2 separate regions of the Homo sapiens genome follow, and region 1 is linked to region 2. A link is an interaction called in ENCODE POLR2A ChIA-PET data of the cell type or tissue named here. Cell type or tissue: GM12878. All regions are shown on one strand.

Region 1 (2,500 bases), 260 kb before region 2:
CATTTATAGCAAAACAATTCATATAGTTTGTTTACATTTACTTCTGTAAATCTAATTTCTCTTGAATTTTCTTTTTTTTTTTCTTGAATTCTCTTTAACCTCCAGTTCTTCACCAAAACAACCTGTATCAAAGTCACCAGTGGCCTCCACATTGCTACATTCAGTATACACTTTGAACAGAGTTAATCATACTTACCTTTTTGAAATACTTTACTTAGCTTCTCTAATACCATATTCCAATTTTTATGCTGCCTGACTGCCTCTTCCTTCTTAGTTTCTTTGTGTATTTCTCCATTTTTTCTAATAATGGGGTAGCTTGGGGCTCTTTCTTTTAATACACTGCGTGGTATGCTGATTCCTTTTAGTCATTAAATATAATTTATATGATGATGAATGCCAATTTTATATCTCAAACCAAGACCTCTCCCCTTAGTACCCAATTCATTTTCCACCTGCTTATTTGACATCTCCACTAGGATGTCTGTAGGCATTTCAAACTTAATAAATCTAAAACCTGATCTTCTCCCTTAAATTTGCTTAACCTATATTCTTCCCCATCTTTCCATGTGTCCAGTAGCCAGAATTCTTGGAGGCATCCTTAAATTCTCAGTTTCTCTCATACCCACATCAGTGTGTGTGTGTCAGTACATCCTATTAATATATCTCCAAAATATATCCCAAACTCAGACCTCTGCAGCATCACTGTAGTCCAGACTTTCCTCATAATTTGTTTGTATCATTACAGTGGCCTCCTAACTGGTCTCATTCTTTCTTCCCTTGCTCTTCCACAGGTTCTTCTCAAAATAGCAGTTTGCTTTAGCAGTCCAGTTAAAGTAAATTAGATCCTGTAGCTCCTCTGCTTGGAATCTTTCCATAGCTTCTCATCTTGTCCAAAGTAAATGGTCAGTTCTATAAAATGACTCTAAGGCCTTATATTATAATCTCTCATGCTTCCTACTGCCTCTGTTACCCATCTGAGTGGCCTCCCAAGTTCTAACCCCCTCCTCATGCCACTTCAAGTATACTGGACTCCTAATTGTTTCAAACAGGCCAGGTATACTCTTGCCTTTCCCTTTATGTTTTGTTTCCAGTATTCTAACCCAATATTGCCACATAGCTCAATCACTTTGTTCAAATGATGCTATTTCATTGAAGACTTCCCTGATTATCCTTTTTTAAATTGCTGTTCACCCCTTTACTCCCCCATGGACATATCGATACACCTGTCCACCGTCCCTGCATAGCCATCTAACAAACAAGATATTGTACTTATTGGTTAGCTACTTTTTTCCACATTAGAAGCCAAGTTCCATGAGGATAGGAGTTTTTGTCTGCTTTGTTTACTGCCGAATTCTGAATATCTATAATAGTACCTGGCACATATTAAGCAATAGGTGCATATTTCTTGAATGATGTAATGAATTAATGATATCTGTTTAAAATTCTAGGCTTTTAAATACTTTTTGTTGTTGTTTATCCTTAAATAGGATATCCAAATTATCTCATAAGGAAATTTATGTTTGGATTTCCAGAAAATTGGAAAGAGCACATTGATAATTTTCTGGAACAATTAAGGTAAAATGTTGTTTTATGTTTTTAGAAGTCAACTTTATTGAGATATAATTTACATTTAATTATGTGTGTGCCACCATGTCCAGCTAATTTTTGTATTTTTAATAGAGATGGGGTTTCGTCATGTTGGCCAGACTGGTCTCGAACTCCTGGCTACAAGTGATCCGCCTGTCTCAGCCTCCCAAAGTGTTGGGATTACAGGCATGAGCCACTGTGCCTGGCCTGAGGTACAATTTACATTTAATTAAGTGCACCTGTTTTAGGTATTTGTTTGAAATGCCAGTTTTTTTGTTGTTGTTTTTTTTTTTTTTTTTTTTTTGAGATGGAATCTGGCTCTGTCGCCCAGGCTGGAGTGCAGTGGCGCGATCTCAGCTCATTGCAAGCTCCGCCTCTGGGGTTCACGCCATTCTCCTGCCTCAGCCTCCCGAGTAGCTGGGACTACAGGCGCCCGCCACCACACCTGGCTAATTTTTTTGTATTTTTAGTAGAGACAGGGTTTCACCATGTTAGCCAGGATGGTCTCGATCTCCTGACCTCCTGATCCACCCACCTTGGCCTCCCAAAGTGCTGGGATTATAGGCGTGAGACACCGCGCCCGCCTGAAATGCCAGTTTTGGAGTTTGCTTTGGTCTGTGAAGCATTTCAGAAGCAATAACATTTTACTAGAACTTCTGTTGTATTTAGTAAATCTCAAAGGAAAATAAAACTTTTGACATATGTCAAAGAGTAATTCTAATCATTTACCCTTCAGAAGGCATGCAGTTATTAAATACTAATGTGCAGTTCTTCCTCCTTTTTTTTTCATTCATTTTCTCAGTAGTTATGGAGTGTCTGCTACTTTACAGACACTATAGTTGATGCTGGTGAAAGACAGAAGAATTTGATTTATTCTTGCCCTTGTGGAGCTCATAGGGGATACGGACTTTAA
Region 2 (2,500 bases):
CAATGAAAGATGTTAATCAAAGTGAGTGTTATCGGGGTGAGATTTGAGAACTCTGAAAGGTGGGTTACAAGATCAGATTCATTCTTAGAAAGACCAATTCTGAAATCAGTATAGTTGATCTAGGAATCATTTTATCTTTACCATATCTCATAATTTTAAAAAAATCTATAAACAGGGCTAGAAAACTACTAAATGTAGTCACCAGTTGACTTCACTAAGAAGATTTTATAAATCATGGCACTCTCAATACTACCAAAATATTATATCCAATATTCTTATATTGTTAACAAGGGAGTTGTCCTAATACCAAAGCTGTGTTGTTTTGAGTCACTTGAAAAAAAAAAATGGTTCAAACCCACTTCATTAAAAAAAAAAAAAAAGGCAGGGGAAGCCGGGCATGATGGCTCACATCTGTAATCCCAGCACTTTGGGAGGCTGAGGCAGGTGGATCACCTGAGGTCAGGAGTTCAAGACCAGACTGGCCAACATGGTGAAACCCTGTCTCCACTAAAAATACAAAAATTAGCCAGAAGTGGTGACATGCACCTGTAATCCCAGTTATCCGGGAGGCTGAGGTGGGAGAATGGCTTGAACCTGGGAGACAGAGGTTGCAGTGAGCCAAGATCTCACCACTGCACTCCAGCCTGGGCAACAGAGTGAAACTCCATCCAAAACAAAACAAACAAACAAAAAAAGGGGAACGGTGGTTTAGGAAATAAAGAATATGGAATATGGAGAAAATATGGAACCTAAGTCCTTTAACAAGATGCACACTGCCCTTCAAAGACACTAAAACTAATACAATCTATTAACTTATATTAGACATAGCTATTCCCTCTAACAGAAAATAAAACTTGCTTCAACTCAGTATTTATTTTTATATTATGTTTAGGCTTTCACCTGGTGGGGGGGCATCCATTGAGTTCATTCATTCCAGTATAATGTAGTTATTGGATGTTTTCAGTTGATCTGTGTCAAAGTGGCTAATGAAAACATACACAGAAAGGGGAAAATTCTGTTTTTAATCATTTAGCAATTTGGAGCAAAATTATTGCTTTCTGGTATATAAAAAATATACACAGAGAGGGGTAAAGGAAGCAAGAATCTCTTTGTTAAAATGCTAAAGAAATTGGGAGAGCCAACCATAAAATTACACTCATCAAAAGTGTAATTAAAGCACTACAGAACACTTCCCCCCTCCCTCACCTTAATTGTACATTACTAAAGACCTATTTACCACAGTTCTTTTATTTAGTATATCACATCTACCTGTCAACAAAATTTATAAGGCACAGTGAAAGGTAAAAACAAAGTCTGAAGAGACAGAACAAGCATCAGAACCAGCATCAGATATGGCAGGAATGTTGTATTAACTTTTTTTTCCAGACACACACACCGAAAGGGGTAAAGGCATCAAGAATTCTCTTTTTTAAAATGCTAAGATATTTTATGCCAACCATAAAATTACGCTCATCAAAAGTGTAATTAAAGCACTATAGATCACTTCCCCACCTCCCACACCTTAACAGTATATTACTAAAAAACTATTTACCACAGTTCCTTTTACTTACATTATGTCTACCTATCAACAAAAAATAATAAGGCACAGTAAAAGGGAAAAACAAAGTCTGAAAAGACAGAACAAGCATCATAACTAGAATTGGATATGGCAGGAATGTTGAAGTTAACATACCAGAATTTTCTAAAACTATAATTAATATACTAAGGGCTATAATGAAAAAAGACAACATGTAAGAACAAAAGGATAATATAAGTCATGAAGCGTTACTTCTAAGAAGGAACACAAAAGAAACCTAGAAATCAAAAACACTGTAACAGAAAGAAAGAATGCCTTTAATGGGCTCATTAGTAAACTGGACATAGCTGGGGAAAGTATCTCTGAGCTTGAGGATGTGACAATAAAAACTTCCAAAACTGAAAGAAAAAAGCCTGAAAAAAAGAGAAGAGAATATACAAGAACTGTGGGAAAACTACAAAACGTGTAACATATGTATAATGGGATTACTAGGAAGAGAATATAGAAAAGAATAGAGGAAATATTTGAGGCAATAATTACTGAGAATTTCCCCCAATTAATGTCAGAAACCTAACCACAGATCTAGGAAACTCAGAGAAAAACCAGGAGAAAGGTCAGAAAAACTACACCTAGGCATATCATCTTCAAACTACAAAAAATCAAAAATAAAGAAAAATCCTGAAAGAAGATAAAGGAAAAACAAAACAAAACAGAACATTACCTATAGGGGAGCAAAGATAAGAATTACATCTAACTTCTCAGAAACCATACAAAGAAGAAGAAAGTGGATTGGAATATTTAAAGTATTGAGAGAAAAAAAAAACCCATCAATTTAGAAGTCTATACCCTGGGAAATAATCTTTCACAAGTGAAGAAAAATAAAGACATTCTCAGACAAACAGAAATTGAAAGAAGTTGTTGTTAGTAAGACCTGCCTTGTAAGAAACATTGAAGTTTTTCAGA

What was found. ChIA-PET counts read pairs that join two places held together with the same protein. Peaks named below come from ENCODE experiments on the same cell type or tissue, not always from the same donor. Only the 100,000 strongest peaks of a DNase experiment are listed, where the experiment ranks them.
Region 1: POLR2A ChIA-PET joins it to region 2 with 7 read pairs; 8 of 35 experiments call an interaction of 5 or more read pairs at or near these places.

What each region holds. Positions count from the first base shown.
Region 1 is chr14:45,231,808-45,234,307 of GRCh38, reverse strand. MIS18BP1 (MIS18 binding protein 1) reads left to right here. Exons shown (of 17, transcript NM_018353.5): 7 at 1,488-1,575. Among named protein-coding and RNA genes, the nearest start is that of MIS18BP1, 20 kb to the left of the region's middle. In GM12878, no CTCF peak of the experiment used is centred here; no DNase peak of the experiment used is centred here.
Region 2 is chr14:44,973,656-44,976,155 of GRCh38, reverse strand. All of the region lies in intron 1 of TOGARAM1 (TOG array regulator of axonemal microtubules 1), which reads right to left. Among named protein-coding and RNA genes, the nearest start is that of TOGARAM1, 13 kb to the right of the region's middle. In GM12878, no CTCF peak of the experiment used is centred here; no DNase peak of the experiment used is centred here; H3K4me3 peaks cover 666 bases; H3K27ac peaks cover 793 bases.